2 separate regions of the Homo sapiens genome follow, and region 2 is linked to region 1. The links are chromatin loops, found by intact Hi-C in ENCODE. Cell type or tissue: thyroid gland. All regions are shown on one strand. Each heading gives the region's core, and the rest is flanking DNA. Links, peaks and the distances in the headings are about the cores only.

The links. A loop is a pair of places that touch in the nucleus more often than their neighbours do. Peaks named below come from ENCODE experiments on the same cell type or tissue, not always from the same donor. Only the 100,000 strongest peaks of a DNase experiment are listed, where the experiment ranks them.
Region 2: it touches region 1 in a loop (2.2-fold over the local background); 8 of 110 quality-filtered maps call a loop at or near these places.

The regions. Positions count from the first base shown.
Region 1 is chr2:60,695,930-60,712,090 of GRCh38, reverse strand. It overlaps the pseudogene RPL26P13. Among named protein-coding and RNA genes, the nearest start is that of PAPOLG, 52 kb to the left of the region's middle. In thyroid gland, for the core only: a CTCF peak has its summit at 4,239 (motif pointing left); no DNase peak of the experiment used is centred there.
Region 2 is chr2:60,797,910-60,814,236 of GRCh38, reverse strand. It overlaps PAPOLG (poly(A) polymerase gamma), which reads right to left. Exons shown (of 22, transcript NM_022894.4): 22 at 12,151-16,327. Among named protein-coding and RNA genes, the nearest start is that of PAPOLG, 50 kb to the right of the region's middle. RefSeq lists an enhancer at 6,883-6,982. In thyroid gland, for the core only: a CTCF peak has its summit at 8,689 (motif pointing left); no DNase peak of the experiment used is centred there; H3K27ac peaks cover 1,212 bases.

The sequences.
Region 1 (16,161 bases), core at 1-8,000:
ATTAGCCGGGCGTGGTGGCGGGCGCCTGTAGTCCCAGCTACTCGGGAGGCTGAGGCAGGAGAATGGCGTGAACCCAGGAGGCGGAGCTTGCAGTGAGCCGAGATCGCGCCACTGCACTCCAGCCTGGGTGACAGAGCGAGACTCCGTCTCAGAAAATAAAAAAGATTATTTTATTCCTGCACCTTCCCTATTGTTTCTTTCTTGTATTTGCCATTTTCCTTTCCTACTTGGCGAGATTTGGCTTTCCGTTCAAGGATCTTTTTGTGGCCTTTGTCAAGTTTTAGTCTAGTGATAACCACCTTGCTGGGTGAATGCCCACAGGGACAGCTATGCTGTTAGCCTTTTCCCACTGCACCCGTTCAATGTAGATGGCATATTTCTTCCTGTAAACCTGGATTATTTGGCCAATTTGCTGACCCTTACAGTGTCCTCGCGCAACCTGAACTTCGTCATCCTTTTGGATGGTCTTCGATCGAACATTGTACTTTTGTCTCAGCTCTTTGGAAAGAGGGGAAGACATAATCTTTCTGCGAGTGTGGGAAGGTGCATTGAAATGCCTTTTGCAGTTCTTGCTTCGGTCAGAAGTCACAAAGGGATTGTACTTCATTTTGGCTGCTCCACCTTTGGTGATGGCTGCAAAGGTTTAATAAATCTTATTTATGGGAAGGTATAGTGGGTTGAATGGTGGCCCCCCCAAAAGGTATGTCTACATCCCAACCCCCAGAACCTGTAAATGTGAGCTTATTTGGAAAAGAATCTTTGTAGATGTAATTAAGGATCTCAAGAGGAGATCATCCTGGATTACCTGGATTACCTAGGGGAAGAGAAAAGCAGAGGCAGATTTGAGACAGGTACAGAGAAGGCCATGGGAAGGTGGAGGCAGAGATTGAAGTTGTCCAACCAAGGAACGCCTGGAGCCACCAGAAGCTGGAAGCAGCAGGGAAGGATTCTCCCGGGAGCCTTCAGAGGGAGCATGGCCCCACCTATCCCTTCACTTCGGACTTCTAGACTCCAGGACTGAGAGAGGCTATATTCTGTTTGAAGCCATCAGGTCTGTGGCACTCCACCACAGCAGCTGCAGGAAAGGAGAAGAGAAGGGCTCAGTGGAGCCACGCTGTAGCTGTGAGCAGTGACTCAGATTGACTGGAAAAGGAGGATGTTTGGTCATTTCGGACAAGTTCCTGGTTCTGTTTTTGTTTGGTTCATCACAGTCACAGGGTGGCCTTGTCTGATGTGGATGTTCTGTGACATTACGTTCAGCAGGAAACTATGAAGTCCAGCTGTGTGCCAGGCCAGCTCCTGGAAGAACCAAGGCCTGGCTGGGCATCTGGGGCTGCCTTTCTTTCTCTCATATGTGAAGCTGGGTGTTCTTTATGGACTTCAACCAAAACAACACATCCCGACAGACTGAATGCAGACGCTATGAGAATCCAGCTCTTTTCTATTCAGCCAGATGTTAAAAAGATTTGTCAAAATGTAAAACAATGCCATTTTCTCCCCCATCCCTTTTTTTTTAAAATGGCATTTTTTTTCCACAAAAATTTTGTTTATGAGAACATGTAATGGGTTTTTAATTATTGTTATTTTATTTTATATTTTCTATTTTTTGTAGAGACAGGGTCTTACTACGTTCCCATGCTGGTCTTGAACTTCTGGCCTCAAATGATCCTCCTACCTTGGCCTCCCAAAGTGTTGGGATTATAGACATGAGCCACCTGGCCTATTGTTATTTTTAAATTTATTTAATATGTTCATAGATAAAACATCTTTCAGTTTTAATTTCTAATATAGTAAATATTGGTAAATATAACCCGAATAAACACAAGCTCATTGAGTCCTCAGTAATTTTAAGTGTGTAAATATAACTTATACATATAATATTTAAGTATGTTCAGGGGTTCAGAGACCAAAAATTTTCAGTACTACTTACCTAGTTCACTGTCAATCTTTGTAAATGCATGCGTGCTTGTCTACTTATTGGAGACGGTGTTCTATATTTGTCCACTAGATCAAGCTTGCTAAATATGTTCTCATCATCTATATCTTTTTTTTTTTTTTTTGAGACGGAGTCTTGCTCTGTTGCCCCGGCTCACTGCAACCTTCACCTCCCGGGTTCAAGTGACTTTCCTGCCTCAGCCTCCCGAGTAGCTGGGTGCATGCCACCATGCCTAGCTAATTTTTATATTTTTAGTAGTGATGGGGTTTTGCCATGTTGGCCAGGCTGGTCTTGAACTCCTGGCCTCAAGTGATCTGCCCATTTTGGCCTCCCAAAGTGCTGGAATTACAGGCATGAGCCACCATGCCTTTACATGTTTTCAACACATTTAATTAAGCCAGATTGTGTGGCTTACTCCCTGTGTAACCTAGGGCAATTTACTAATTCCCTCAGGACCTTGTTTTTCTCATTCATTATCTACTGATAATAATAGTGCTATCTTGTAAAGTAGTTATCAATAAATATTTGCTATTGTTATCTTCACTAGCAGTGTTTAGTGTAGGAGCAACAAAAAGGGACAATGGTTGGATTTATACAGTTGGGGTTTTGACTGGGCAACAGGGAAGAAAGATAAGTGGGTAAGGATATTGAGGAGCTCAGAAAAATAATAGTGGGAGTGTAGGTTGGATAGGAAAAGAAGTGGAAGGCTGAGCTGTGAGGAGCAAATGCAGTGGAAGCTTAGTGAGAGGCAGGAGATAGTATGGGGAATGGGGACTGAGTAAACTGGAGAGACAATTACTAGGGCCCATGTGAGGTCCAATGTGAGATCCCAGTTGTGGGCGCAATGAAGGGGTGAGTGGAATGGACAAGTTATCCGCACAGAATAGGGTGGTACTGGATTGACATGAGAACCCAAAGTCTTCTGTGCTGGCTTGACCAGTAGGTAAACAAGGGGTGGTGGAGCACCAGAATGACACAAATCTCCCAGCAGAAGTGATGCCTTGAGAGCGGTGCTGGCAGCTGGGCAAATGCTAATCCTGCTTAGGATATTGGGGCCTTGGGAGAACCTGCCACCTTTCCTGGAGACAAAGGCAGGGGAGCCAGACCTTCTTCAGGACAGCCAGCTTTCAGTCATGGCAAGAAACTAAGCAGTTTCCTATGGGAGGGGTGCTGACAATGTTGGAGGTAGGTTTACTGTGCGAGCAGTGGGCCAGTGGGTCAATGGAGAGAAAACACAGGGACCTTCCATCTGGAGCAGTGGCTGAGGATGGGAAGGGTGGGAAGCATGCTGGCATAGACTGGCCAAGACTCTAAATGATATTCTAGACAGCATGGCTCAGCTTAGAACCCAAAGTAGCATTGGTTTCTTTTCTTTTTTCTCTTATTTTCTTTTTTTTCTTTTTTTTTTCTTTTTTTTTTTTTGCTATGAAGTCTCATTCTATCCCCCAGGCTGGAGTGCAGTGGTATAATCTCGGCTCACTACAACCACCGCCTCCCAGGTTCAAGCGATTTTCCTGCCTCAGCCTCCTGTGTAGCTGGGATTACAGGCACCTGGGTAATTTGTCTATTTTTAGTATAGACGGGCTTTCGCCACGTTGGCCAAGCTGGTCTCGAACTCCCGGCCTCAAGTGATCTGCCTGCCTCAGTCTTCCAAAGTGTTGGGATTACAGGTGTGAGCCACCGTGCCTGGCTTTCCCCCCTCATCTTAAGATCTGCTTCTAAGTGTTGACTTATTTTTATTTTTGAGACAGTCTCCCTCTGTCCCACAGGCTGGAGTGCAGTGACAAGATCTCGGCTCACTGTAATCTCCATCTCCCAGGCTGAAGCGATTCTTGTGCCTCAGCCTCCCAAGTAGCTGTGGCCACAGGCTCTGGCCAACACGCCTGGTTAATTTTTTTGTAGTTTCAGTAGAGACAGGGTTTCACCATGTTGGCCAGGCTGGGCTCCAACTCCTGGCCTCGAGTGATCCGCCCATTTCGGCCTCCCAAAGCGCTCGGACTACAGGCATGAGCCACCGCTCCTGGCCTAGTGTTGGGTCTCTTAATGGTTTTAGGCAAGGAGGGGCAGTTACAGATAGGTCAAGGAGAAAGAGCACTTTCTAAGTAACGTGCTGCCCTGCTGAAGAATAGTCTGTCCCACGAGGTAGTGACTTCATCATATATTGTTTGTTTTTAAAGAAGTGGGATGGACATCTGTCAGGGAAGCTGAAAGTAGGGTTGGGCTGCAGAACTTCAAAAAATTCTAACTCTGAAAAATCTGAAATTTCAGAGTATAGTATTTGGCTATGACCCCCTCTAGTGGCCATTGTGCAGAATTAACCATAATACAAACATTTCAGAACTGAACTCAAAATTTCAAACCTCAAGACTAGCTAGGGTTTGTGGCTTTTAGGGAATATCCTAAATTCTGTTATGTGGATAATTCTGCATGAAATCCATCGAGGTGTCTTGGCTTTTACTGTTTGAATCACATTAATGATTTTTTCTAAATCAGAGGCAGCTGTATCAGGAAGACATCGCTGGCTGGTAGACTTCTGCACCAGGCACATAAAGTCTAGGAGAGCAAAACAAATCAGATTCCTGTCTTCATGGTGTTTACATTCTTGTATGGGGAACAGATGATCAATAACCGGTCAATAAGAAAGTAAGACTCTGATTAATGTTATGGCAGGAAATAGGCAGAGTGTGGTGACAAGGACTAAGGAGGCTGACCTACTTGCATAGGGCACTCAGGGAAGGTTTCTTTAAAGAGGTGACATTTAAATGAGAAGAGGCAGAAGAATATCCCAGGCAGGCAAAACAATAGATACAAAGGACCTGTGGTAGGAACAGCTCATCTAGGAGCTGATGGAAGGCTGACATACCTGGAAAACGAAATTAGCAAATGGCATAAGGCCTGGGTTGTGGCTGGAGGACACCCCAAGGGCCAGATCATACCAGTTCTTGAAGACCATGGGAAACCTCAAAAGCCATGGGAAATTCAGTTTTGATAACTTTCATCCCATCTTAACAGATTGTGTTTATTTATTTATTTATTTATTTATTTATTTATTTGAGATGGAGTCTCGCTCTGTCGCTCAGGTTGGCGTGCAGTGGCACTATCTCTGCTCACTGCAACCTCTGCCTCCCAGGCTCAAGTGATTGATTCTCCTGCCTCAGTCTCCCGAGTAGCTGGGACTACTGGTGCACACCACCACACCCAGCTTATTTTTGTATTTTTAGTAGTGATGGGGTTTCGCCATGTTGGCAGTGGCTGGTCTTGAACTCCTGGCCTCAAATGATCCGCCTGCCTTGGCTTGCCGAAGTGGTGGGATTACAGGCATGAGCCACCGCGCCCAGCCTGTATTTATTTAAAAATTAATTTTATTGAAATTATCTGTACCCATACTTTGCTTCTAAATGGAATAAATATTTTTTAAAAACTTGAATTTGATTTCATATTAACTGATTTTATCTGTTGGTTTCTAAGACCATAGATTTCTTTTGTACTAAACATTCTTTCTCTACCAGCATTGGGTAGTGAATTTAGACAGGTAATATTGAATTGGAAACAGCAGGTTCTTTGTTGGAAAACATAGTACATTATTCTCTAGAAGAGAACATCATCAAGGCACTGACCTCTTTCTAAGGAGGAACTGGAGAGAGTTTTCTCTTTTCATGAAGACAGCTTCTGTGCTTGAACTACTTCATCCAAAAAGAGACTTACTAGAATTAGCCAAGCCCCAAAGTATGAGAGTTTTTCTGCAATGTGAAAAACTTAACATTGTTTTACTTTGTCAGGGAATTTCAGAAATGAGTTAAAAATTTAAAGCTCAATGTAGATTAGTCAGCTTCTTTTGATCTAAATATTTCTTAATTTAGAAGCACTGTGAAAAATGAGGATGACGAATGCTAGACAAAGCCAACACTATTAAGTTTATAAAAGAAAAACATTCAGCATGACTTCAAGGTTGGTGGATGGCACGCATACAGCCAGTGGGCCCATTGTGCTATGTGTGAGCAAACTGTGTGGTTGTGCCAAGGGGATCGCCTTACCTACCTGTGCTGTGTGTCAGCACCCGAGTGGTCTGACAGACTGATAGTAAAGCTCACTTTATTAGATAATACAAGAAATGTGGATATGTTAATTTCTCAGTCAGAAAGTATAGTACTGTCCTGTGGCACAAAATGGGCAATTGTAAGAATGGTAATTGTTGAGAAGGAGGAAGGGAAGAGGGAGAGAAGAGGCATCAGTGGGATTGACTCTGGTATTGAAGGTGACGAGGCATGAGGAAAAGAACACTAGAATTGCCTACTGCCACTGCCACCCAACTGGAGGTAAAGATTCTGTCTGTCAGTATACATGCACTTAATGAGGCCAAGACTCAGCCAGCTACTCAGTCATCTATAGGGAGTGGGAGCAATAATTCTACAACTGGGTATCTTCAAATTCTAGCCAAGATTAAACTTTTTTTGGTTGCAAATTAAATATTCTAAAAAAGAAACTATTTAGCTTGTTGTGGTGGCATGCACCTGCAGTCCCAGCTACTCAGGTGGCTGAGGTGAGAGGATTGTTTGAGACCAAGAGTTCAAGGCTGCAGTTGAGCTATGATAATGCCACTGCACTCCAACCTGGGTGATAGAGCAAGACCCTGCCTCAAAACAAAACAAAACAAAACAAAACAAAACAAAACAAACCCCAAAAAACCAACATTAGTACAGTTTGGAGCATCCAAATCATCCATATAATACCTTTGTGAGCACTGCCATGTGATTTTAATGCCCAAGTTCGCTCTTTTATATACAATCAAGATCATGCTAAGTGATATTTAACTGTTTTGTTTATATGTATAGAATTATTTTATTGGTTTCCATAAAGTGCATATTTGACACTAAAAATAAAATTTAAGCCAGGTGTGGTGGTGTGTCGCTATAGTCCCAGCTACTTGGTAGGCTGAGGTGGGAGGGTCATTTGAGCCCAAGAGTTCCAGACCAGCCTGGGCAACATCATGGGACTCTATCTGTTAAAAGCAAAGCAAAACAAAACAAAACAACAACAACAAAACAAATGGTGCTGGAACACGTGGACATTTATAGGTCAATAAAAAAAGGAACAATAAGTAAATATAAAAATTTGCCTTTTGTTGTTCATTCCAACTAAAACCATGCAGTCTTGCTCAGTCAGCTCATGCTGTGTTTATCTCTGGGATACAATATGGCTAAACTGGCCTAATAAAGGTAGAGATTCTGTCAGTTAGTATATGCTCACTTAATGAGACCAAGACCCCGTCAGCTACTCAGAAGGTCTATGGATCACATTACTTACAACCCTGAACCTAGGTAATAAGTGCATGGATAGAGCACCAGAAGCCTCTAGATTTGGTCAATGTGCTGGCTAATCAAGCTGTGCTTATAGGTCAAGTTGAAAGTAAATGCTGGTACAGGAGCAGACAGTCCTAAAGGTATCCTCTCTGCCAGGAATACTCCAGACCTGCCGGTTCCCATGGCTTCTACTTTCTCAACTTCAATGTCACATTCTCAAAAGGAAAAATTAAAGGATACTATCCATATAAGGAAAACAAATGGAAATAAAAATGCAGCTCTTGAAAGAGAAGTCAATAGCTGGGACAAACTCAGATCAGAAAGGATTAGAATATTAGTAGATTGGAAAGGAGAACTGAGGAAATTAAACATTTTAAAATTCTAGCATTGAAAAAAATCTAGAATTAAATAATATGCATCCTGAAATGAAAGTGCATCCCAAATACCAAGCAGAATATATGAAAATAAGCCCACGCACTGGCCACATTGTGACACTACATCAGAGATAAATAGAAAAATCTTCGAAGCTGGCCAGGAGCGGTGGCTCACGCTTATAATCCCAGCACTTTGGGAGGCCAAGGAGGGCAGATCACCTGAGGTCAGGAGTTTGAGACCAGCCTGGCTAACATGGCAAAACCCCATCTCTATTAAAAATACAAAAAAAATTAGCCAGATGTGGTGGCACGCGCCTGTAATCCCAGCTACTTGGGAGGCTGAGGCAGGAGAATCTCTTGAACCCGGGAAGCAGAGGTTGCAATGAGCCAAGATCACTCCATTGCACTCTAGCCTGGACAACAAGAGTGAAACTCCGTCTCAGAAAAAATAAAAATAAAAATCTTAGAAGTGACCAGAAGGAGGAAGAAAACCAATTATCTACACAGGAATGACAACTACATTGACAGCTGGCTTCTCATCAACAATGATAGATGCCGGAAGACAAAGACGTAAAATTATGAAAGTGTTTGTTGAGAAAAAAAAAACAACCATCAACCTAGAATTGTATGCCCCGTTAAACTATCATTCAAAAATAAAAGTAAAACTTGTCACAGGCTCTCAGTGAAGAGATGGTTAAGAATCTCCTCAAGAAGAAAAGTGCACCCAGAGGGAAAGCATGGCATACAAACATAAGCAACCAACTGACTGAAAGACTAAGCACAGGTGCAGATGAAATATATCAGGATAGGTATTTATGTGGCTGAACAGTCCCCCATAAAACACATTTTTGTATGTTTTTATAAAACAATAAAAATAATAACTCCCCTCAATAAAAAGATCATGGCTGAGTGCAGTGACTCATGCCTGTAATCCTAATACTCTAGGAGGCTGAGGTGGGAGGATTGCTTGAGGCCAGGAGTTCCAGGTTACAGTGAACTATGATTGTGCTGGTGTGCTCCGGCCTGGTCGACAGAGTGAGACCCAGTCTCTTAAAAAACAACAAAAAAGGGCCAGGCGTGGTGGCTCACGCCTGTAATCCCAGCACTTTGGGAGGCCAGGGTGGGCGGCTCACGAGGTCAGGAGTTCGAGACCAGCCTGAACAACATGGTGAAACCTCGTCTCTACTAAAAATACAAAAATTAGCCGGGCATAGTGGCGCATGCCTGTAGTCCCAGCTACTCGGGAGGCTGAGGCAGGAGAATCGCTTGAACTCGGGAAGCGGAGGTTGCAGTGAGTCAAGATCATGCCATTGCACTCCAGCTTGGGCAACAGGGAGACTTCATCTCAAAAACAAAACAAAAGATTGTGTGTATGTTCAATAGATAGTTTATTCTAAGTCCTGTAAAATACTGTAGTCATTACCCTGCTTTAGCAATAATTAACATTTTGCCAACTTTCTTTTTTTTTTTTGAGACAGAGTTTCGCTCTTGTCACCCACGCTGGAGTGCAGTGGCGTCATTTCGGTTCACTGTAACCTCTGCTTCCTGGGTTCAAGCGATTCTCCTGCCTCAGCCTCCCAACTAGCTGAGACTACAGGCACCTGCCAGCATGCTCTGCAAATTTTGTATTTTTAGTAGAGGTGGGGTTTCATCATGTTGGCCAGGCTGGTCTTGAACTCCTGACCTCAGGTGATTCACCTGCCTCAGCCTCCTAAAGTGCTGGAATTACAAGTGTGAAGCACTGTGCCCAGCCTTTATGTGCTTTTTATAATCAGTAAGAGGATACAAATAGGAAGTAATTTTAGATGTTATTGAAAACTTATGGTGAAGAATATAGGCTAAATATTTGACCAGGCAATGTGGCTCACACCTGTAATCCCAGCACTGTGGGAGGCCAAGGCAGGAGGATCACTTGAGCCCAGGAGTTCAAGACCAGCGTGGGCAAAATGGCAGAATTCCATCTCTATAAAAAGATACAAAAATCAGCCAGGCGTGGTGGTGAGTGCCTGTGGTCACTCGTACTTGGGAGGCTGAGGTAGGCGGATTGCTTGAGCCCCTGGAGGTGGAGATTGCACTGCACTCCATCCTAGGCAACAGAGTGAGACTCTGTTTCAAAAACAAAAACAAAAACAAAAACAAAATACAGATTTTGAAAGTGAAGTAAAGTTGTAAAAATTTATCAGTGCAACAGAAGACAGGGAAGAAAAGAGAAAAAACTGACAAAAAGAATTGCAAATAGTAAAGAAAAAAAATGATGGTAGAAATAAGTCTATATAGATTACTGAAACAACAAATATAAGTAAATTAAATTCATACATCGAAAGACAAGTAGCTACCAGATTTGATTATGCTTCTTACAATAGGTACATCTATAACAGAATGACATAGGAAGGTTTAAACTAAAGGAAGGTAATAATACTCAAGAAAAACATAACCTGGGCCAGGTGTGGTGACTCACGCTTGTAATCTGGACCTTTCTCTTAATTTTGCTGTGAACCAAAAACTGCTTAAAAATATATATTAAGGCTGGGCACGGTGGCTCATGCCTGTGATTCCAGCACTTTGGGAGGCTGAGGCAGGCGGATCACTTGAGTTCAGGAGTTCAAGACCAGCCTGGACAACATGATGAAACCCCATCTCTACTAAAAATACAAAAATTAGCCGGGCGTGGTTGTGCGCGCCTGTAATCCCAGCTACTCAGGAGGCTGAGGCAGGAGAATTGCTTGAACCTGGGAGGCGGAGGTTGCAGAGAGCCGAGATGGGGCCACTGCACTCCAGCCTGGATGACAGAGCAAGAGTCTGTCTCAAAAAAAAAAAAAAAAGCCCCATTATGTTAGCTACATGTTATACTGCATTATTATAAATTGCACAAGGAGAAACAGTACATAGATAGATTTACTCATGTTTATATATATATATATATATATTTCTTTTTTTTTTTCTTGTTTTGCTCTTGTTGTCCAGGCTGGAGTGCAGTTGCAGGACCTCGGCTCGCCACAAACTTTGCCTCCTGGGTTCAAGCCATTCTTCTGCCTCAGCCTCCTAAGTAGCTGGGATTACAGGTATGCGCCACCACACCTGGCTACTTTTTGTATTCTTAGTAGAGACAGGGTTTCTCCACATTGGTCAGACTGGTCTCGAACTCCCGATATCAGGTGATCCACCTGCCTCGACCTCCCAAAGTGCTGGGATTACAGGTGTGAGCCACCATCCCCAGCTGGGCTCAAGTCTTAATTGTGATACTTACTCGAATATATTGGGTGAGTCTCAATGTCTTTAAACCTCAATTTCTTCATTTGTAAAGTGGAATTAATGATGGTCCTTCAGGAGTGACTAGAGTATGCTGAAATTTTTGTACAATGTGGATATACAGTAATTAATATTTGCTATTAATATATAAATCATAAATGAGCCAATGCATATAGAAGTAGTTTGAAAATTGTTAAGAGTTATACAGTTATTAACGATAATCATCTTTACCACAAGTCTTATTTTGGTTCTTGAAACTGTATTATTTCCAAAGTCCTGAACCCTCAAGGAACTCTGATTATATGCAGGTTGGTTGATCTCAGCTGGACTGAACAAACCATTGAGAGATGAGCTACCTTTGATAGAGTCTACTTGATGCGGATTACACAGCTGATTATATAGGCTGATTACATAAAGGCCTTAAGAGGGACTAGTTCTCTTAGGGCATCCCAGTGCCTTTTAGTACTATACATCTTAAGTGTCCCAACAAATGAGGTCCTTTGACAGAGAGTGGTAGAAAGAGCAAAGGACAAAGGACACATGAGAACCAACGTTATCAGCTTTGTTCTCTTTTATGTTTGCCTAGGCTGATTCTAGACAGAGAAATCCTAAGTATTAGTTAGGGTTCTTCAGAAAAACAGAACCAATAGGATCTATCTATCTATCATCTATCTATCTCTCTCTATATATCTATATCTTGGTTCTCAGGTCTTCAAACTCAGACTGGGGCTTACACCATTGGCCCCTGGTTCTCAGGCTTTGGAGCTTGGACTGAAACTACACCACCAACTTTCCTGGGCCTCCAGCTTGCAGACTGTGGATCATGGGACTGCTCCATACTCAAGTGAGCCAATCCCTCATACAAAACCTCTATCTGGCTGGGTGCGGTGGCTCACTCCTGTAATCCCATCACTTTGGGAGGCTGAGGCAGACAGATCACATGAGGTCAGGAGTTCAAGACCAGCCTGGCCAACATGGTGAAACCCTGTCTCTACTAAAAATACAAAAATTAGCCGGGCGTGGTGGTGGGCACCTGTAATCCCAGCTACTCAGGAGGCTGAGGCAGGAGAATCGCTTGAATCTGGGAGGTGGAGGTTGTAGTGAGCCGAGATTGTGCCACTGCACTCCAGCCTGGGTGACAGAGCAAGACTCTGTCTCAAAAACAAAAAACAAAACAAAACAAAACACAAAGCACACATCTGAGCCCAGAGTTGGAGACGCTTGCTGAAGAAGAATCCAGGGGAAGGTGAAGTAGTTGCAGGTCAGCTGATGCTCTCCATGCCAAAGAGATGAGCCAACAGATACACAACATTGTGTGTGAACTACAAAAGTGCCTGCTTCCACCTTTTCCGCATAAAAATTAAAATGGCTTTGTTTCACTTCTGCCTCTGAAACCTCATGCAGAAGTGTCTCTTGAGGCCCACCTTAACTGGAAACAAATTGGGAAAGGAATTCTGGGAAATGTAGTTCAGGCTAGTCAAGTTGACGCATTACAGAGGCACGACATACATACCATTTTTGTCTCTTACACAAATGCTACCATGCTGTATACATTCTTTTGCACCTTGCTTAGAGGTCCTACCAAATTCTTTTTTTTCTTTTTCTTTTCTTTTTTGAGACCGAGTTTCCCTCTTGTTGCCCAGGCTGGAGTGCAGTGGCGCAATCTCAGCTCACTGCAACCTCCACCTCCTGGGTTCAAGCAATTTTCCTGCTTCAGCCTCCCGAGTGGCTGGGATTACAGGCGTGCGCCACCACGCCTGGCTAATTTTGTATTTTTAGTAGAGACAGGGTTTTGCCATGTCGGTCAGGCTGGTCTTGAACTCCTGACCTCAGGTGATCCACCTGCCTCGGCCTCCCAAAGTGTTGGGATTACAGACATGAGCCACCACGCCTGGCCCAAATTTTTATATACAGATTTATGGCTTTTTTTTTTTTTTTTTTTTTTTTTTTCAGTGGTGGTACAGTATTCCATTGTGTTTGGGTTGTTCCAATCCTTTGCTATTTCAAACAGTGCTTCAATGAATTGCCTTGTGCATATGTCATTTTGCATGTGTGCAAGCATATCTGTATGATAAGTCCCTGGAAGTTCAATTTCTCAGCCAAATGGTTTCTGCATTTAATTAGGAGATATACCTAATGCTAAATGACGAGTTAATGGGTGCAGCACACCAACATGGCACATGTATACATATGTAACAAACCTGCACATTGTGCACATATGTACCCTAAAACTTAAAGTATAATAATAATAATAATAAAACAAAAAAAATAAAAGATTTGCAGAGGAAAAAGAATACTTATCTATTGTCTAATTGTTCTTTATAGAGGTTATATCAATTTCCTCTCCTGTTAAGTAAAATATAACAGTGCCTGGTTTCCCATACTTGTAACACAGTATATGACCAAAGCTGTTTATCTTTGTACATTTTATAGGTAAAAATTTATATTTCAGCATAGCAGTGTGATTGTAATTTGCATTTTTCTTATTATGAATGGGTTTGATCTCTAGGGGATATTTCTGGGTAGGGAAAGGAAAGAATAAGTTTAGAAATTTCAATTTGAGTTAGATTCAATGTCCCTTTAAAAAGTTATCTTTAAAATACTGGCCCCTTAGGCCGGGCGCGGTGGCTCACGCCTGTAATCCCAGCACTTTGGGAGGCCAAGGCAGGCAGATCATGAGGTCAGGAGATCGAGACCATCCTGGCTAACGCGGTGAAACCCCGTCTCTACTAAAAACACAAAAAATTAGCCAGGCGCGGTGGTGGGCGCCTGTAGTCCCAGCTACTCGGGAGGCTGAGGCAGGAGAATGGCGTGAACCTGGGAGGGGGAGCTTGCAGTGAGCTGAGATAGCGCCACTGCACTCCGGCCTGGGCCTGGGAGACAGGGCGAGACTCCGTCTCAAAATAAAAAAAAAACAAAAAACAAAAAACAAAAACAACAACAAAAAAACTGGCCCCTCTTCTTCCAAAACACATTTGATATTAAAGAACTTCTCGTTAGTAACAAATGATAATACTGATGAGAAATAGTACAATTTTACTATACAGCTCCATTATTTTAGTGAAAAGCAGAGTAAAGTTCAAACTAAAGTGGCTAAACCTGCTTTTATCCCAGTTTACAGTAAAAATATGTACATATTTGGATTGAATGAGGAAAATCTTGTATAAATACCTGGTTTACTGAAATTAAACATCTTTAGAACAATCTTGGATTGTATTAGTCTGAATAACAAGGCATAGATACTAGAAAAAAATTTCTAGGACATCTCTGGATGATCATTAATAACAAAATATGAAATATATTCTACATCCCAGGTGTCCCGTGTAGATCAAAGTTATCTAACACAAGTTTGGAGTTAAGTATCATAATCTGTTCCTGTTAGAGATGGCCAGATTCTCTCATGTTTTTAGTTCTTTCATTCTTAGAAAAAGATTTACAATTTGAATGGAAAGTAATTGATAATCCAAATATGTCATTAGGTATAGCTGGCAAAATATTAATGGTTCACTTTATAACTTAAGTATCTGCATATGACTTTTGTATATTTTATTGTTTCCTAGTTGAAGATTATCCGATTTAGTAGAAATTTTTTAACATTTCAGCTTTCATTCTCTAAACTCTGTCTTCTTCCTGGAAGAACTCTGTTCTACTCAATGAGAACAAAACAGCTCCCTCCTGGGAAAGCTCTTTTCAAAAGTAAGTGCATACATAGCCTGGCCACATAGTTGGTGTTTATAGTGGCGTTACATTTATTAAAGACATTCAGGCCGGGCGCAGTTGCTCATGCCTGTAATCCTAGCACTTTGGGAGGCTGGGGCAGGCAGATTTCACCAGCCTGGCCAACATGGTAAAACCCTAACTCTATCAAAAATACAAAAATTACCCGGGTGTAGTGGTGCACGCCTGTAATCCCAGCTACTCAGGAGGCTGAGGCAGGAGAGTCGCTTGAATCTGGGAGGCGGAGGTTGCACTGAGCAGAGATCATGCCACTGCACTCCAGACTGGGCAACAGAGCAAGACTCTGTCTTAAAAAAAAAAAAAGAATAAAGGAGAGAGCAGGCCGGGCGTGGTGGCTCACGCCTGTAATCCCAGCACTTTGGGAGGCCGAGGCGGGTGGATCACGAGGTCAGGAGATTGAGACCATCCTGGCTAACGCGATGAAACCCCATTTCTACTAAAAATACAAAAAATTAGCCGGGCGAGGTGGTGGGCGCCTGCAGTGAGCTGAGATCACGCCACTGCACTCCAGCCTGGGTGACAGAGTGAGACTCAGTCTCAAAAAAAAAAAAAAGGAGAGAGCCCTGAATTTCTAACTCAACTTCTCAGGGAAGCTTCAAATGTCCCTATATCTTCTTGGATTTTTAAGTGATATCCAAGTAAGTGAGACAAAGATTCTCTGGGATCTAATAGGGCAATGAAGGCAGATATTTTAATGAAGGTGAGAAATTGTGGGTTTGGACACAGGTAGCACTTTTTGATACTCATTGATGAGCTTAAGAATCTCAAAGATATTCAGGAAGTTTAAAAGGCCTTGTAGAAAAAAGGGGTTTTCAGGGACAGAATTATGGTGTCCATAAGAAAACACATCACATACACCAACCCCCTGAAATAGCTAACCTTTGCCTAAGGATGCAAAACAGACTTTCTTGGATTTCTCAGTAAATCCCTGAGGTAATAGGGTACGCTGAACACAGTGAATATTTAAAGAAAGGATCTCTTTGGAGCTTCTGCCAATAAAATATTCTCTAAGTCAAAGAGTAGCCTCACCTCTCAGCTTCTTAATAATGAAAGTGCTGGTCAGAGTAACAGCCTTTGGGCATCCTCAGTGTTAGGAAAAGACTGACCAGTGCTTGTGTATCCTCTAGGAAAGTGTTCTTTTCTCATGCTTTAAAAAATTAATTTCCCCCAGTCTTGATCAGGGGACTATAATTTTGAAAAATTCTACATTTCACTTTAGAACTACTTATTCTGCCAATCTTGATGAAAATAGTGACTGTCTCCTACTGAAGAGTGGAAGGCTTCTTATAGCTGTGTTAAGAACAAGAAAGGATTCTTCTTTTTCTTTGTTCTTTTGCAATAAATTAGAAACAAATGGTTAACAATAAGATGTAAAAATATTAGAGAAAATGTTGAAAGGAGAAAATAAGCCACTCATAATTATGTTGCCTGAGCATAGCAGTTACTCTTTTTGTTTTTGAATGTTGCCTGTTGGCCTTTACTTAAATATGTACATATTTTGGGCATAGTTGCAAGAGATGTTTTTGGCAAGTATTAAGTCACTTTATGTATATTTCGTGCTAGG
Region 2 (16,327 bases), core at 5,403-13,402, 97 kb before region 1:
ATTAGTTTAGACGAGACTGCCATTTTCTGCCCAGCCATCCAGGAGCTAACCTCCTCTATTCCCGTCCTGTGGTTCTATCGCTGTGGCCCATCTCTTGCCAGCATCCTCAACTGTTTGCCTCTTTGGCTTTTGACCCATCATCTTATAAACTTTGAGTCCTGGATCATTTCAATAGCTTCTCTCTCTTCTTTTATTTCAGGATGTCGAGGTGGTTGGACAACAATCCTTCAACTGCATATGGCAGGAGCTTTAACTTTGTTGCCCCTAGTCTCAACTGGGTCCTTAGGAGTACTGTTCCATTCTTTTATGCATCCTTACCCAGCTTAATTTTCCATTTTCATGGTGGCCATGCCAAACCTTTGTTCCTCTTCTTAACTTGTTCTCAGCAAAGAAAATGGAAGGCTTTTGGGCTCATGCTCCTTCAAATGTTTGCCTTCCCTGCATGCAAACTTGTGTACTTTATTTTATTTTATCTTTGAGACAGGGTCTCGCTCTGTCACCCAGGCTGGAGTGCAGTACATGAACATGGCTCACTGGAATGAGGCGCTTCTTTATGCCACCACTCACAACAACCACGGAAGGTAGATCTCCTATAGCTTTGACAACTAAGCCTCAAAGGGTCAGACACTTGGCCATGACTTGTGTGTCTCTGCTCCTCCTGAGGGTCTGATCCAGTCTCAAGACTAAATTCCATGAATACGCTGATGGCTCCTAGATTCTATCTCCTGCATAGATGACTCCCATGCTGAATTCTGGACACAATTCCCAAATGCGTATGGCCTCTCTCATAAGCCTCTCAGGACTTCACATATCACAGAGAAACTCCTGATTCCACCCCAAAATGTGTTGCTCCTGCAGCTGTCTCCATTCTAGAGATAGCTTCCACCTCCTGGGCTCAATTGATCCTCCCACCTCAGCCTCCTGAGTAGCTGGGACTACAGGTGCACATCACCATGCCTGGCTAATTTTTGTATTTATTTTTTGTAGAGACAGGGTTTCACCATGTTGCCCAGCCTGGTCTGGAACTCTGGTGCCCAAGTAATCCACCTGCCAGGCGTGAGCCACTGTGCCTGGCCACTTGTCTACTTATTAGCTGTCTATTGCTGTGTAATAAATTACTCCAAAACTGAATGTCTTAGAACAATAAACATTTATTATCTTATAGTCTATAGACTCTGGTTTTGGTTTAGTTGAGTATCTCTCCTTCGGAGTCTCTCATAAGATTGCAATCAAGCTATTGGCTGGAGCTGCAGTCACCTCCAGGCTTGACGGGCTGAAGGCTCCTAAGGTCGTTCATGCAGCTTTACATAGGGTTGACTTAAAACAATATGACAGCTGACTTCCCCCAGGGCGAGCAATCCAAGAGAGAACAAGACAGAGTGCCTGTGATATTATGATATATATAACATATTACATATATGTGTGTATTTTTGTCCACAGTTCCTGGCTGATAACTCCTATAGTCCTTCTTAGGAGTTATGTGACTCCTAAGTTAAGTGACTAAAACAATAAGCATATCTTTTGTTAAAGTATTTGTCCCTTTGTCCTTGGTTCCTAAAGTAGCTTCAGAATGATAAAGGTGAAAGACAGTGTTTTGTTATAATGTTGGGGCACTTTAGGCCTCAGGAAGCAGAATCTCTTTCTCTGACCTTCTCCTGCGCCCCTTTCACCTGATCTTTTTTTCTCCCCAAGGCAGGCCATAGGAACTAAAAGTATAATCTTCCCCCACCTTTCTGCCTTGGTACTGGTCATAAATAAATTCTCTGGCCTACTTTGTCTGATTGTAGGTTATAAGACCCCCATTTTAGAAGGGGTCGTGCCCCATACCCAGGAGAAAGGAATGCTGCACAGAGGGCCAAGAAGAATCTAAACCGATGGGCCTTGCTGAATTTCCTCACTCAGCCTATTCTTATTAGATTATACCCTTTCGGTCCAATCACATTTCTACATAGTTGTCCAGGCTTCAGTCATGCCTATCCAATGAAGTCTCCAGGCCCAGGAAGACGGGGCATGTCAATCTTCTGAACAGCTGAACTCATGGAGGCTTCCAGGAAGGTGAATAAAAACTCATTAAAGAGGCCAGGCGTGGTGGCTCATGCCTGTAATCCCAGCACTGTGGGAGTCTGAGGCAGGTGGATCACTTGAGGCCAGGAATTTGAGATCAGCCTGGCGAAACTCTGTCTCTACTAAAAACACAAAAATTAGCCGGGTGTGGTGGCAGGTGCATGTAATCTCTGCTACTAGGGTGGATGAGGCAGGATAATTCCTTGAACCCCGGAGGCAGAGGTTGCAGTGAGCCAAGATAGCGCCGCTGCACTCCAGCCTGAGCAAGTCTTAAAATAAATAAATAAATTTTAAAATAAATAAATAAATAAAATAATAAATCAGTAAACGTAAGTGTTTCCCAGAGTTTCATGAGCCACTCCAGCAAATGAATCATGCCTACAGAGGGCATCGTGGGAACCCCAACTTGAAGCTGGTCAGTCTGAAGTTACGGAGGCCTAGACTTGCGACTGGTGTCTGAAGTGGGGGCAGTCTTGTGGGACTGAGCCCTCAACTTGTGGGATCTGATGCTATCTCCAGGTAGATGGTGTCAGTGTCAGAACAAAACTGAATTAGAAGACATCCAGCTGGTGTCCACTGCAGAACTGACTGCTCGCTTGCTGGTGGGGAGATATCTCCACACATTTGCTCACAGAAGTCTTCTGTGCTGATTACTGTGATATGACAGCAGAGGAAAAAGTTTGTTTTTCAATACAGTGCCGAAGATGAAAGCCACATGCTTTTTATAACCTAATATATCAGAAGTGACATCCCATCACTTGTACAGTATCCTTTTTTTTTTTTTTTTGAGGCAGAGTCTCTCTGTCACCCAGGCTGGAGTGCAGTCGCACGATCTCAGTTCACTGCAACCTCTGCCTCCCAGGTTCAAGGGATTCTCATGCCTCAGCCTTTCGAGGAGCTGGGACTACAGGCATGCACCACCACGCCTGGCTAATTTTTGTATTTTTAGTAGAGACAGAGTTTCTTTTTTCTTTCTTTCTTTTTTTTTGAGACGGAGTTTCGTTTTGTTGCCCTTGTCGGAGTGCAATGGCACAATCTCAGCTCACCGCAACCTCTGCCTCCCAGGTTCAAGTGATTCTCCTGCTTCAGCCCCCCGCATAGCTGGGATTACAGGCATGCGCCACCACACCCGGCTAATTTTGCATTTTCAGTAGAGACGGGGTTTCTCCATATTGGTCAGGCTGGTCTCGAACTCCTGACCTGAGGTGATCTGCCTGCCTCGGCCTCCCAAAGTGCTGGGATTACAAGCATGAGCCACCATGCCTGGCCGAGACAGGGTTTCACTATGTTGGCCAGGGTGGTCTCGAACTCCTGACCTAAAATGAGCTGCCTGCCTCGGCCTCCCAAAATGCTGGGATTAAAGGTGTACACCACCACACCCAGCTATGTGAATAGTATTTTATGTGCTAGACGTGGGTCAATAAGTGTAGTGCCCCCTCAAGGGGAGGGGTTACACCAAAGCATGAACACCAGGAGGCACAGATCGTTGGGGGCCATCTTAGAAGCTGCCTACCACAACTTCTCCTCTTCTTTCCATGTTTCTACTTGCCTCCAGGGCCAGTTCCTCAATATGTGCAAATGTCCCTGTCTTCTGGCTCTGGCTCTATAGAGTATCCACCATTGTTCCATTGCCTTCTTCCCCTCAACCTTAAGCCATGTCCATAAATCTCCCAAGTTAAAAATAAACCTTCCCTCCACCTTGATCTATGACCAGTAGTCTCTCCTTCTTTCCCCTGCAACTCTTCTTGAGAATGTGACCTTTCTTCTCTGCAATCACTTCCACCTCCACAGCACTGCTCTGCTAAGGTCATCAGTGACCTCCAAATGCCAAATCACATACATACCTTTTAATCCAAGTCTTAGTTGTCCTCCGCAGCACTGAATGCCATTAACCCTCCTCTTCAGCTTCTCCTGTCTTGCTGACTTCACCTTTTTGGCCTCCTCTATCTTCACTTACCCCTAAATCTGAGATTGTCCAGGCTTTGCCCACACTCCTTGGATTCACTCCCTCTGACTCCCCACCTCCCGTACTTCCAGCACCTCTATGTTCTGATTACTATTGCTGCTGTGAATTTTAGTCTTCCAACTCACATGTGAAAGAAGTAACACAGGTTTTTTTGGGGTTTTTTTGTTTGTTTTGTTTTTGTTTTTTTAGACAGAGTCTTGCTCAGTCTACCTAGGCTGGAGTGCAGTGGCACCATCTCGGTTCACTGCAACCTCTGCCTCCCAGGTTCAAGTGATTCTCCTGTCTCAGGCTCCCGAGTAGCTGGGATTATAGGCGCCCACCACCACGCTTGGCTAATTTTTGTATTTTTAGTAGAGACGGGGTTTCACCATGTTGGCCAGGCTGGTCTCGAACTCCTGACCTCAGGTGATCCACTCACCTCGGTCCCCAAAGTGCTGCGATTACAGGCGTGAGCCACTGCACCTGGCCATGACACACTTCCTGACTTTGTTTAAATCAACTTCAATCTGATATTGAGCCGCCTTCTACTGAGCTGACAGGAAATTAATCTCAGTAATTGCTGAATGTCCCACATTCTACCCAGGGGTGTGCCAAAGTCGGCTCCTCCTGGGAAGTCTTGCTAGGCAAAGGCACTGGTCTTCGGCTCATGCTAATCACTGCTGAGGTGCTTCCTGGTCTGACTGCATTGTCCCTTGAGGTTTAATAGCCTTGCTGCTTAGAGCAGAGGAACCTTTGGCAAAGTGAATGCTCCCAGGCCTGGGGTCCAGCCTTCCTAACTACACAGATCAAACCACCCCCTTTAGGACTTGTCACCTCCACCAGTGACCTGACATGGAGCAGCACCCAGACCCCAGTCTGCTGTAACCTGCTATTTCCTCTCTCCCAATCCCAGGGTGACTCTCTTCTCTCTCCTCTTGCAACTCTCAAAGTCCCCACCCCACGAACACCAAACAAAGACAACCAGTATCTGTTCTTTACCCTGCAAAAACATCTCAGGAAAGGAACTAGGCCTGGCCACCAGCTTGGAATGCAGAGAAGGGAAAAACAGCAAACAAAACACAAATTAGCCTGGCACGGTGGCTCACACCTGTGATCCCAACACTTAGGGAGGCTGAGGTGGGAGGATCACTTGAGGCCAGGAGTTTGAGACCAGCCTGGGCAACATAGGGAGACCACAATTCTCCAAAAAAAATTTTTTTTAAAGCTGGGCATAGTCTCAGCTACTTGGGAGGCTGAGGCAGAAGGATCGCTTGAGCCCAGGAGGTCAACACTGCAGTGAGCCGGGATCACACCACTGCACTCCAGTCTGGGCAAGAGAATGAGCCTCTGTTCCAAAAAACAAACCAACCCACACAAATTAATACTGTTGGGAGCCTGCCAGTGGGATTCAATACACGACACTCTCTTTTCTCCCTTGTGAGTTTAGGACACAGACGGAGTCCAAAACATTTGCCTTATTACTAATACAGCTCATTGAAGACAGCGGCTTTGAGTGTGCTCCAAGCACGGGCTCTTCACAGTCAAGGCCACCCGCAGACACAGCAGAGCCACTGCGCAGGGCGGGAAAAACGTAAAAGGGAGGAGCCACAGGGTGTGGCCGCACATGCTTAGTTCCCTCCCCAAGCTGACCAATCGGGTAAGCCACCCCTCCTGCTTGTCAGGGCAAAGCCCAGAGCGGCCCGGAGTTCCTGCAGCAGGTCTGGGGAGGTAGGAACCGAGATTCCCGCTTAACAAATATCCATAAAGATGAGTCTGTCACGCTGTGAAGCCTGGACATCCAGCCAAGGCCTCTCTCTAGGGCTCCAGACCAATACTTCCCATGGTCTACCGTACATCTCCACGTGGATGGCCATGAGGCTAGCTCCAGTTCAACACCCCCAAATCTAAATTCAGGTACCCTCTCCCGCAGCCCTCCCCTGGTATCTCAGAGTTGATTAATGACAATACAGTCAGCCTTCCAGTCCAAGGAAGGTGGGCACCCTCCTCCACTCTTCCCTGAATACAGTTTGTCAGCGACCCCATCCTTTCTACCTCCAAAGTTTGGAACGTATTCCTTTATGTTACTTTAGTTTCTTCTCCCCATACTGCAGGAGCCTCCTTATCCTTACCATCTCCATGCCTCTGTCTTTTCCTCTCCCTCTCTTGTCCATGGGAAGCAGGACTCTGTCTACATTCCAGCCTCATACCTTTTCCCCAAATGCAACTAATGCTCCTTTCACACAGCCCTACTACAACATCCAATTTCCAGAACCTTTCCAGCCTTCCACCTCCCCCAGCTTTCACCTGGAAAACTCTTAATTGGCCTACAACATTCAGCTCTGGGGTTGTTGTTCCCCAACACCATCCCTGACCAAGGCAGAATTAAGGGGTCCCTCTGCAGTGCTCCCAACAGCACAGCATAACCTAGATATTTGTCAGCTAACTTTCTACCAGTCTGAGAGGTCCTTCAGTGTAGGGACAGGTTTAAATCTTGTTTATGCTCTGGGTGCCTAGCTAGCTCAATGCCAGGTGGATGCTAGGGGCTCGATAAACATTTATGGAATGAATAGCCATGTCCCACGGGCCCCATCAATTTAACCTTGTCAAGCCCATAGCATCTTTTCTTCTCTGCTTCCCCACGCCCTTCACCTGGTGACCTTGGTGCAGCTAATTGGTTGAAGAGTGCACAGGGAATTTAATGGTGCTTTCCCTCTGGTGTGCTCAGCTGGAGGCAGGCAAAGCAGGCTTCTCAGCAGGCAGTGAGTGGGCCATGCTAGGGGAGTGACTGCTTTGTGCAACCTCGGGGCCTCCTGCAAATCAGACTCAATCGCCTTCACTTCCTGTGCTTAGGGAGATTAGATACTGCCTAATCAACGCCAATTTTTTTTCTTTTCTTAATATTTGAAACTACCAAGTACCAGTTGCCATCCTAGTGGGTGGCTTTCAGAAATCCCCTCTTTTCTGGTGTTTGACTTCTTGTGAGTTTCAAGAAACCAATCTATTTGGAAAGAACCTGCACATAGAAGTTCTTTGAACTGCTGAGAAGCCCTGGCAGGAAGTGACTTGGGATCTGGGTTAGACAGTTTTGTCTCACTCCCAGGAGAGGTGGGAGTAATGAGATACAGTTGCATCTGTGTGTGGGCGTGGCTTTAGATCATTCCTGTGGCCATCTCTCCATGTGTGGCCCATTTTCTAGATCTAGTCAGAGCTGAAATTAGGATGGCTGTTTCTGCTATAGAACATCTATTACACATTGGTGCTGCACTTTGCCAGGCATTCTGGGAGTCCTGGGCTGGCAGAGATGAGCCTGATAAGCTTTTTCATCTCAGTTTAATGTTATAATCTTTTGTTGTTTGTTTTTTTGAGACAAGGTCTCACTGTCACCCGGGATGGAATGCAGTGGTGTGATCACCGCTCACTGCAGCCTCAACCTCCCAGGCTCAGATGATTCTCCTCCCTCAGCCTCCCGAGCAGCTGGGACCACAGGCATGTGACACCATGCCCGGCTAATTTTTTAATTATTTGTTGAGACAGGGTCTTCCTATGTTGCGCGGGTTGGCCTTGAACTCCTGGGATCAAGTGATCCATCTGCCTTGGCCTCCCGAAGTGCTAGGATTACAGGTATGAGCCACCATGCCTGGCCCTATTATAATCTTTAAGTGAACTAAAGTACTCAGTGAAAAACTTTTTTCTTTTCTTTTTTTGCCAGAGACAGGATCTCACTTAGTTGCCTAGGCTGGAATGTGGTGGCACAATCATAGCTCACTGTAACCTTCAACTCTTGGGCTCAAGCAAACCTCCTTCCTCAACCTCCCAAGTAGCTGGGACTACAGGCACATACCACCATGCTTGGCTGATGTTTTCTTTTGTAGAGACAGGAGTCTCACTGTGTTGCCCAGGCTGGTCTTGAACTCCTGGCTTCAAGTGATCCTCTCGCCTTAACCTCCCAAAGTGTTGAGATTACAGGCATGAACCACTGAGCCAGGCCTTCAGGGAAACTTTGTAAGAATTCAATGAGTTCTACACATTTCTCTGAATAAAACTGTTTTGAGAGGTATACTTGGAGAAGGGCTTGGTAACAGGGCAAAGGCCATGTATTTTCACACTATTGCACAGGAGGTGGAGATCTATTCCTCAGTCTGGCTGGAGAGACAGACACTGGCCTTCTTCCCCGATTCTTGTGATGTATTTTTAGGAGAAGGGACGCTCACTGTGGGTCAAGCACGATGCATAGTGTATGACATATGCTATTTCATGTAACTCATCATGCCACAAAAAAACTCTTGAACTCCACTTTATACTAGGAACTTTTGGATTGCCTCTTTTAATCCATTTAGCAGCTTTTTGGGTGTAGAGTCTGTTATGATCGTCACCACTTTTTCAGAAGAGAAAACTGAGGGACTGAGGCATTAACTTCCACCATTTCTTATAGTCAATAAGTAAGTGCTAGAGCTGGCAACTGAGGCTAGGCCATTGAACTACAGAGCCTCTTAAACCCTTCATTTTTTGTCATATGAAATAAGTGTTGAGATTCCACTTTACAGATTAGTAACCTTGAACCCAAAGGTTAAGCAATTTGTCCAAGGTCTCACAGGTGGTAAGAGATGTAGCTGAGGTATCTACGTAGGTCTGTGGGCTTCAAAGTCTGCAACATTCTCCTACCCCCTACTGGTTAGACAGTGGATATATTAGTTTAAAAGTCAAAAAGTTCAGCTGGGCGCGGCAGCTCACGTCTGTAATCCTGGCACTTTGGGAGGCCGAGGCGGGCAGATCTCCTGAGGTCAGGAGTTCGAGACCAGCCTGGCCAACATGGCGAAACTCTGTCTCTATTAAAAATACAAAAATTAGTTGGGCATGGTGGCACATGCCTGTAATTCCAGCTACTCAGGAGGCTGAGACAGGAGAATCACTTGAACCTGGGAAACAGAGGTTATAGTGAGCTGAGATTGTGCCAGTGCACTCCAGCCTGGGCAACAGACCGAGACTCTGTCTCAAAAAAAAAAAAAAAAAAAAAAAAATCTACTTTCCTATTTCTCATTCTTGATATCTGCTCCCTAGAGGCAAACATTTTCATAATTTTAAGACTTTTCTCCTACTGATTACTTACAAATTTCTAAATAACTTGCATATATTATCCTAGATTTTTGTCTTAGATATTTACTACTCACTGCCACTGAAGATGAGGATTTCACTCTCACACCCTGTCCTACCTCCCTCCCCGATTCTTCCGAATATAGTTACAATTTTTGGCTAGTTCAATATTCTCTATTCTCTACTTGTAAAGACTATGTGACCATTCACAGCCAAGCCACTGATGGCAGCAGTGGCCCACCTGGAGCGGCTGCAGCAGGGAAGGTGCGGCCAGGGCTGCGTGTGCCATGGAGCCAGCAGGAGCCTGGAACAGGCGGGACCCCTGCCCACTTCTGAATTGGAAGGGCAGGAGCCTGATGTTCCTGGGTGCAGCTGCAGCCACCCAGTCACGACTGCGGACCCAGGCATCCCTAGCTTTTAGGGACCTGGGAAGCCCCTCTTCCCCGACAGGCTCGGAAGTGCCTGCTCCCGCTGCTTGGCCTTTCCCTGCTCCCGGCTCCCACTCCAGGGTAGAGCAAAGTTGGAGCCGAGCTTGGGTGCTGTCACGACCCGGCCAGGTGTGTGTGCGCCCGGAGTGGCGCCGACACACCAGCCCCCTGCTGCCTAAGCCCCTCCGGACTTTGGGCACCGAGGAGCACAGGATGGGGGCCAAGGGGGTACTGACGGTGGCTCCACGTGGGCCTGCAGGTGCCCCTTGGTAGGAACAGCCTGGGCACCTGCCTGCCTCAGCCTCCCACAGTGCTGGGATTACAGGTGTGAGCCACTGTGCCCGGCACAGACAACGTGTCTTAATGGCCTCAGGAAGTTTTGTTTGCCTTCTTGCATCTTAGTTCCTTCATTGGGCTTCTCTTTAAGATAATCCTATTTAAATTTAAAAACAAAACAATCCTACCCCTCAAACCAAACAAGGACTCATGTGTTTTCCTCTTAAATATTTTCTGGGTATTCACTACATAAAGATTTTTGGATAAAGCTCACTTTCTTTTTTTTTTTTTTTTTTTTTTTTAAGACATGGAATCTCACTCTATCACCCAGGGTGGAGTGGAGTGGCGTGATCATAGCTCACTGCGGCCTTGACCTGCTGGGCTCCAGCAGTCTGTCCACCTCAGCCTCTTGAGTAGCTGGGACTACAGGTGAGCACCACCACACTGGGCTAATTTTATTTGTAGAGACACTATGTTGGCCAGGCTGGTCTTCAGCTCCTGGCTTCAAGCGATCCTCCTTCCTTGGTCTCCCAAAGTGCTGGGATTACGGGCATGAGCCACTGTGCTTGGCCGGAGGTCACTATTCTCAAACCTACAATCTTGTCAGGGGAAACAGGTAAACTGAGCATTACACAAGTCAGAATAATTTAAACGTTCAAACGTACAAGTAACATACTGAAAAGGTAAGAGTCTGGCTAGGGTATCATGGAAGTCTCTATGCAGCAGTAAGCCAAAAATGTCAATAATCAAAGATTGGCAAGGAAGGCCCTGAAGTATATATTTTTAAACACTATCCATTAAAACAGTTTGGTTGGATCATATGGTTTGAAAGATGGTTTTTAGGATAGGGGATTAAAAAGCAGTACATTATTTTATTTTTATTTTTTGAGATGGAGTCTCACTCTGTCTCCCCCAGGCTGGAGTGCAGTTGTGCGATCTTGGCTCACTGCAGCCTCTGCCTCCCGGGTTCAAGTGATTCTCCTGTCTCAGCCTCTCAAGTAGCAGGGATTACAGGTGCATGCCACTACCACCTGGCTAATTTTTGTATTTTTAGTAGAGACGGAGTTTCACCATGTTGGCCAGGCTGATCTTGAACTCCTGACCTCAGGCCATCCACCCGCCTCAGCCTCCCAAAGTGCTGGGATTACAGGAGTGAGCCACCATGCCTGGCCCAATATATTTTTCTTTATTTTTTGAGACAGGATCTCACTCTGTTGCCCAGGCGGGAGTGCAGTGGCATGATCTCGGCTCACAGCAACTCTGCCTCACAGGCTCAAGCAATTCTGCCTCAGCCTCCTGAGTAGCTGGGATTACAGGTGCATGCCACTACCACCTGGCTAATTTTTGTATTTTTAGTAGAGACGGGACTTCACCATCTTGGCCAGGCTGGTCTTGAACTCCTGACCTCAAATGATCCACCTGCCTCAGCCTCCCAGCGTGCTAGGATTACAGGTGTGAGCCACTGCACCCGACCCCAATACGTTTTATTTTTGTCCTTAGTACTGTAACACATTTGGATCCACGAAGAACCTGTTATGATGTTAATTGACTTTAGAAAACATTTTATCACAGCATGGTAATTGTGTTAGTATGTTATGTCCTAGGAGCAGTGAGTTGCCCCAACCAGAAATTTACACTCCAGAGATGGCCACCTAGCAATCCAATCGAGAAGCCCACACTTCAAAAGTGACTACTAGAAGCCCTTGTTATCCATAGCTCAATCAATGCAGACTTTGCCAATTAGCTTAATAAATGTCAAATGTGTTTCCATTGGTGACATGAACAGCTTGCTAGTAATACTAACGACGCAGACACAAGCTCTTATTTGTGAATTCAGCACTAGCACATGGATTGGCTAAAAACCAGTCACTGTCCATTCTTACAAGAGGTTTAAGAATGTAACGAGCCCTGTAACCTGTACTTGTATGCATAGTACCCACAGCTTGATCCTGTGTCCAGCCATTATTAGTACGGAGGACTGATTGCCTGATCCTGATCAGAAGGGTGACAGAATTTTGCCCCTAGTGCTTGACATAGACACCTCAAGTGGCCTTTTCATGAAAGGGTGGTCAGACCACCAAAAGGGACAGAAAGCTGGGACACTCCATTAAGGTTATAGAGCAGACTGTATAAACTGTTGTGCCACCGCTTGCTGATAAACGTTTAATAAATGATTCTGTGTGATGCACATTAGGTCTGAGCTTTGCATTCATACTAAGTGGGTAGTAGATACCATTATCTACCAAAAAGAGTCTGAGTGGTAAATGACAAAATTGGTTGTCACTGAAAAGTTAAGACTTCTGGTACTTTTGAGTTAGTCCCAAATAACATCACTCAATCATCACCTATTTATCAAAGCAATTTTATTTGATTACTTATTCCAGGCAAATAATGAGGTTCATGTGTACAACTAAGAAATCAGACAATCCAAATAAAAGGCAGGGTAAATTAATATGAACTACACAAACAGCTAGCTAGAAAGGAACAGCAGCTCCATTCATTTTACATAGTACTGTAGAGTGATGTAGCACCATTAATCTCAAAGATATCCTAAGTACTTTCTAAGATAAGTACGTGGGTCTTTGTTCAAATGTAGCAATAGCTTAAAACTTATAGCAAGCTTGATGATCATCTTATGTTCAACTAATTTCAAATATAAAAGTATATCCGAAAAATTATTTCAGAAAAAATAGGGGCTGGGCACGGTGGCTCACGCCTGTAATCCCAGAACTTTGGGAGGCCGAGGCGGGTGCATCACTGGAGGTCAGGAGTTTGAGACCAGCCTGGCCAACATGTTGAAACCCCATCTCTACAAAAATTAGCCAGGCCCACATGGTGGCGGGCGCCTGTAGTCCCAGCTACTTGGGAGGCTGAGGTAGGAGAATCGCTTGCACCTGGGAGGTGGAGGTTGCAATGAGCCAAGATTGCGCCACTGCATTCCAGCCTGGGTGACGGAGCGAGACTCCATCTTAAAAAAAAAGAAAAGAAAAAATAGACAATTTGGGGGATGACGTGACCTTATGCAATTGGAAAAAAAAAACCATTATTGAGACTGGTTTTCTTCCATCATCTGCACTATTTGCTACTATGACCAATTTAAATTCTAAGCTTTGGATGATTTAATAGGTAGTTATTTGAACACACATACAATTTTATTTATACAAAGTTTTTTTTTTTCCCTAAACTATCACTTTTATATTTATTGGTCTGTTTAGTTTGTTCTGGCCTGAACTACAAACATGGAGGAGCAAGAGAGTTTTCATGCTACAGAACTCAACATTTTGGGATCTTTAATGATTTATTCTATTTTCTACCATTTCTAATGATCATTCTAAGCTATTGTACTGTGATAATATTGGGTTGAAATTTGTTGAACTAAAGTTTGACCCTGTTAACGAATCTAAGTTATCATGAGGCCATCTGTAAATCTGAGATTAAGCATTTTTCTAAATACCGAGGACTTTACAGTTTCATTTTAGGTTATAAACTTAGAAATTCAGAATTCCAGAGTCCCTCACCAGCCCATTTTACTAGTTAGGAGCCACAGCACATTTTCAGAAATATACCACAGCAAAATCAAAAGTAGAAAATTATATAATATTCCAGGATTATTCAATCCTGGTGGTTCCTAACCCTAACTCCCATACTTTTGCCACTTCGAGAAGCTGATCTAAACTATGCACTTTCCCCAAGAAAAATGCATGTAAACTAGAACTTCTTATACACAATTATAAAGGATTCCCTAAGGGTTCATGATTCTCAAGTTAGGAATTCCTATTTCAAAGGTGTGGAACATAGTGGAAAATAAGTTTAGCCCATTTTGATATTGCCCATCTTTACCTAATTGCTACTATAGTGAAGTAAGCATTTTAATAATGCTACTAAATTGCTGCTTTAAAACAAAGCACTCATTTTAAACACTAACATAGATTTTTAAAATTCATTCTCCTGGCTGGGCACAGTAGCTTATGCCTGTAATCCCAGCACTTAGGGTGGCCGAAGCAGCCAGATCACTTGAGGTGAGGAGTTCAAGACCACCCTGGCCAACATGGTGAAATCCCATTTCTACTGAAAATACGAAAATTAGCTGGGCATGGCACAGGCCTGTAATTCCAGCTACTTGGGAGGCTGAGGCAAGAGAATCACTTGAACCCGGGAGGCAGAGGTTGCAGTGAGGTGAGATCATGCCACTGTGCTCCAGACTGGGTGACAGAGTGAAACTCTTGTCTTCATAAAAAAATAAAAAATAAAAAAATAATAATTCTCCTGTCCCAGTTTTACAAAGTTTTAAGCCATGTACCTCTATCTTGAATTGGTTAAGTCCCTAAGGTTTAAGCTAGCAGGTAATTGTTTTCCTTTCATACATATTCTCCAGAGCTACTGAAAAATGAGCAAATTAAAATGTAATGCCCTTGTGAAAATGAACATGTGTCTATATACTGAAGAACAGATTATTTGACTTCATAAAATATACTTCTAGGTATTTTTTCACACTTGAAAACAAACACGGCCGGGTGCGGTGGTTCACGCCTGTAATCCCAGCACTTTGGGACGCCGAGGCAGGTGGATCACCTGAGGTCACAAGTTCGAGACCAGCCTGGCCAACATGGTGAAACGCTGTCTGTACTAAAAATACAAAAATTAGCTGGGCGAGGTGGTGGGTGCCTGTAATCCCAGCTACTTGGGAGGCTGAGGCAAGAGAATAGCTTGAACTCGGGAGGTGAAGGTTGCAGTGAGCCGAGATTGGGCTACTGCACTCCAGCCTGGGCAACAAGAGCAAAACTCTGTCTCAAACAAAACAAAACAAAACAAAACAAAACAAAACAAACACATGTACTTAGTGCCTCTCATCATAACACAAAATCCCAGATCATACTTTCTCCTTTTTTACTTGGAACTAGTACAATGGAAGCTTCCCACCAAGTTAACGAAATGTACTCAAAGTTCTACCTACTGGTCAGGATAGAAAATATTTTATTTCTGACAAACCCCACCATCTCAAAAGTATTTTATCAACTCCTCAGTTACCAAACAGGTTGAAGAATGCTATCTTTGAGGACTCTAATGTTGACTCATTGACATGTTGAATGGGCTCCTTAATCTAAAATAAATGCCTATCCTATAGTACAAGGTTAGACTTGTTGCTTCCTTATTAAAGAAAAACTCCACTAGTCACTCCAAAGATCTATTTACATAATGGGGTAAACATGGATACAGAAGGAATTCCTAAAGATACTTTGAAGGCTGATTTAAAAGCAAAAGATATGAAATGCAGAAATGCATACACATCCAGTATATAAAATTTAATCAAATTCCTTACTAAAGCTTTCAAAAGTTGAAGTCAGGTGATAATTCTTCGGTTCTTTCATAATCATTCATTTTTGCTCAAATAGACTATTTGTAGAACAATCCCAAAACATCTGAATAAAGGGAAAGAGTCAGCTAAGACAACAGCTTTGCCAAGGAAGCTTCAACTTGGTTATGTGATTTTATTCTTATCTTTTGCTGCTATATAAAAAGGGAATAATAGAACAAACATTTTTTTCCTTGTTGTTCTTTACTTCTAAGACTCTTTTCATGTTTTCCATGGTACAAGGTAAACATTAGAATTTACATTTTGGAGACCTAAGGGGCAATGAACAGGAGTGGGACCTGGAGGATACGGCTCTCTGGCAATTCAAGAATTTCAACTCAATGGTAAAGGGCTTGCAAGAGAAAATGGACTGCTATTTCTCCACTTGCTAGATGGCATCCCGTGAGTCCTATAATACACGAGGTGTCTTCCCCACACTACTCAATGTACCATTTTGGGTTTTTCCTACTGGACCTACTAAATGCTGAGTGAAATCTAAAGAAGGTGGTAGATACTAGCATTCCTGGCTGTGTAATCTATACATTTTCATTTTAAATATAGTAATTCAAGCATAATCCATATTTAAAAAATTAGACTAAGGAGAGACAATAAAGGTTTTAAACGTTTCTCTTTGAAAAGATGGTATCTTACAGTACATACAAAAATACTCTGAAAATACATACGACTTCATTTACAAAACACTGAATCAACATATTACAAGAATTACATGGTTATGGATTTTAATAAACTGAGCATGCATTCATGAAACTTAAAAAATATTAAGAAATGCATTGAAAAAAGCAGCGTAAAAAAAGACAACTCATATAGTTAAATAAAAATTACAAAGGTCCTGAGCCAATTAATGGTTGGTAACAATGTCATTCAAAATGCCTTTAGGTTTCAATAAAATCCACTGCTTATTTCTGCATGCCTAGTCCGTGAAGAAACTATTTGAAGTTGTGGGGTAAATAATGATCAGGAATTATCATGCCAAGTTAATTTTACACCTCAAAAATACAAGTGTGCCATACTTAAAGGTTATCTTATTGTTGATGCTGGAATGAGTTGCTCCTCAGTAAAAAATACCAGTCAACTAACAAGAATGGCATGAAATAGGATATGTAACAATTTTACCATTCATATACTGACTTTCAGTATCCTGGTTATATT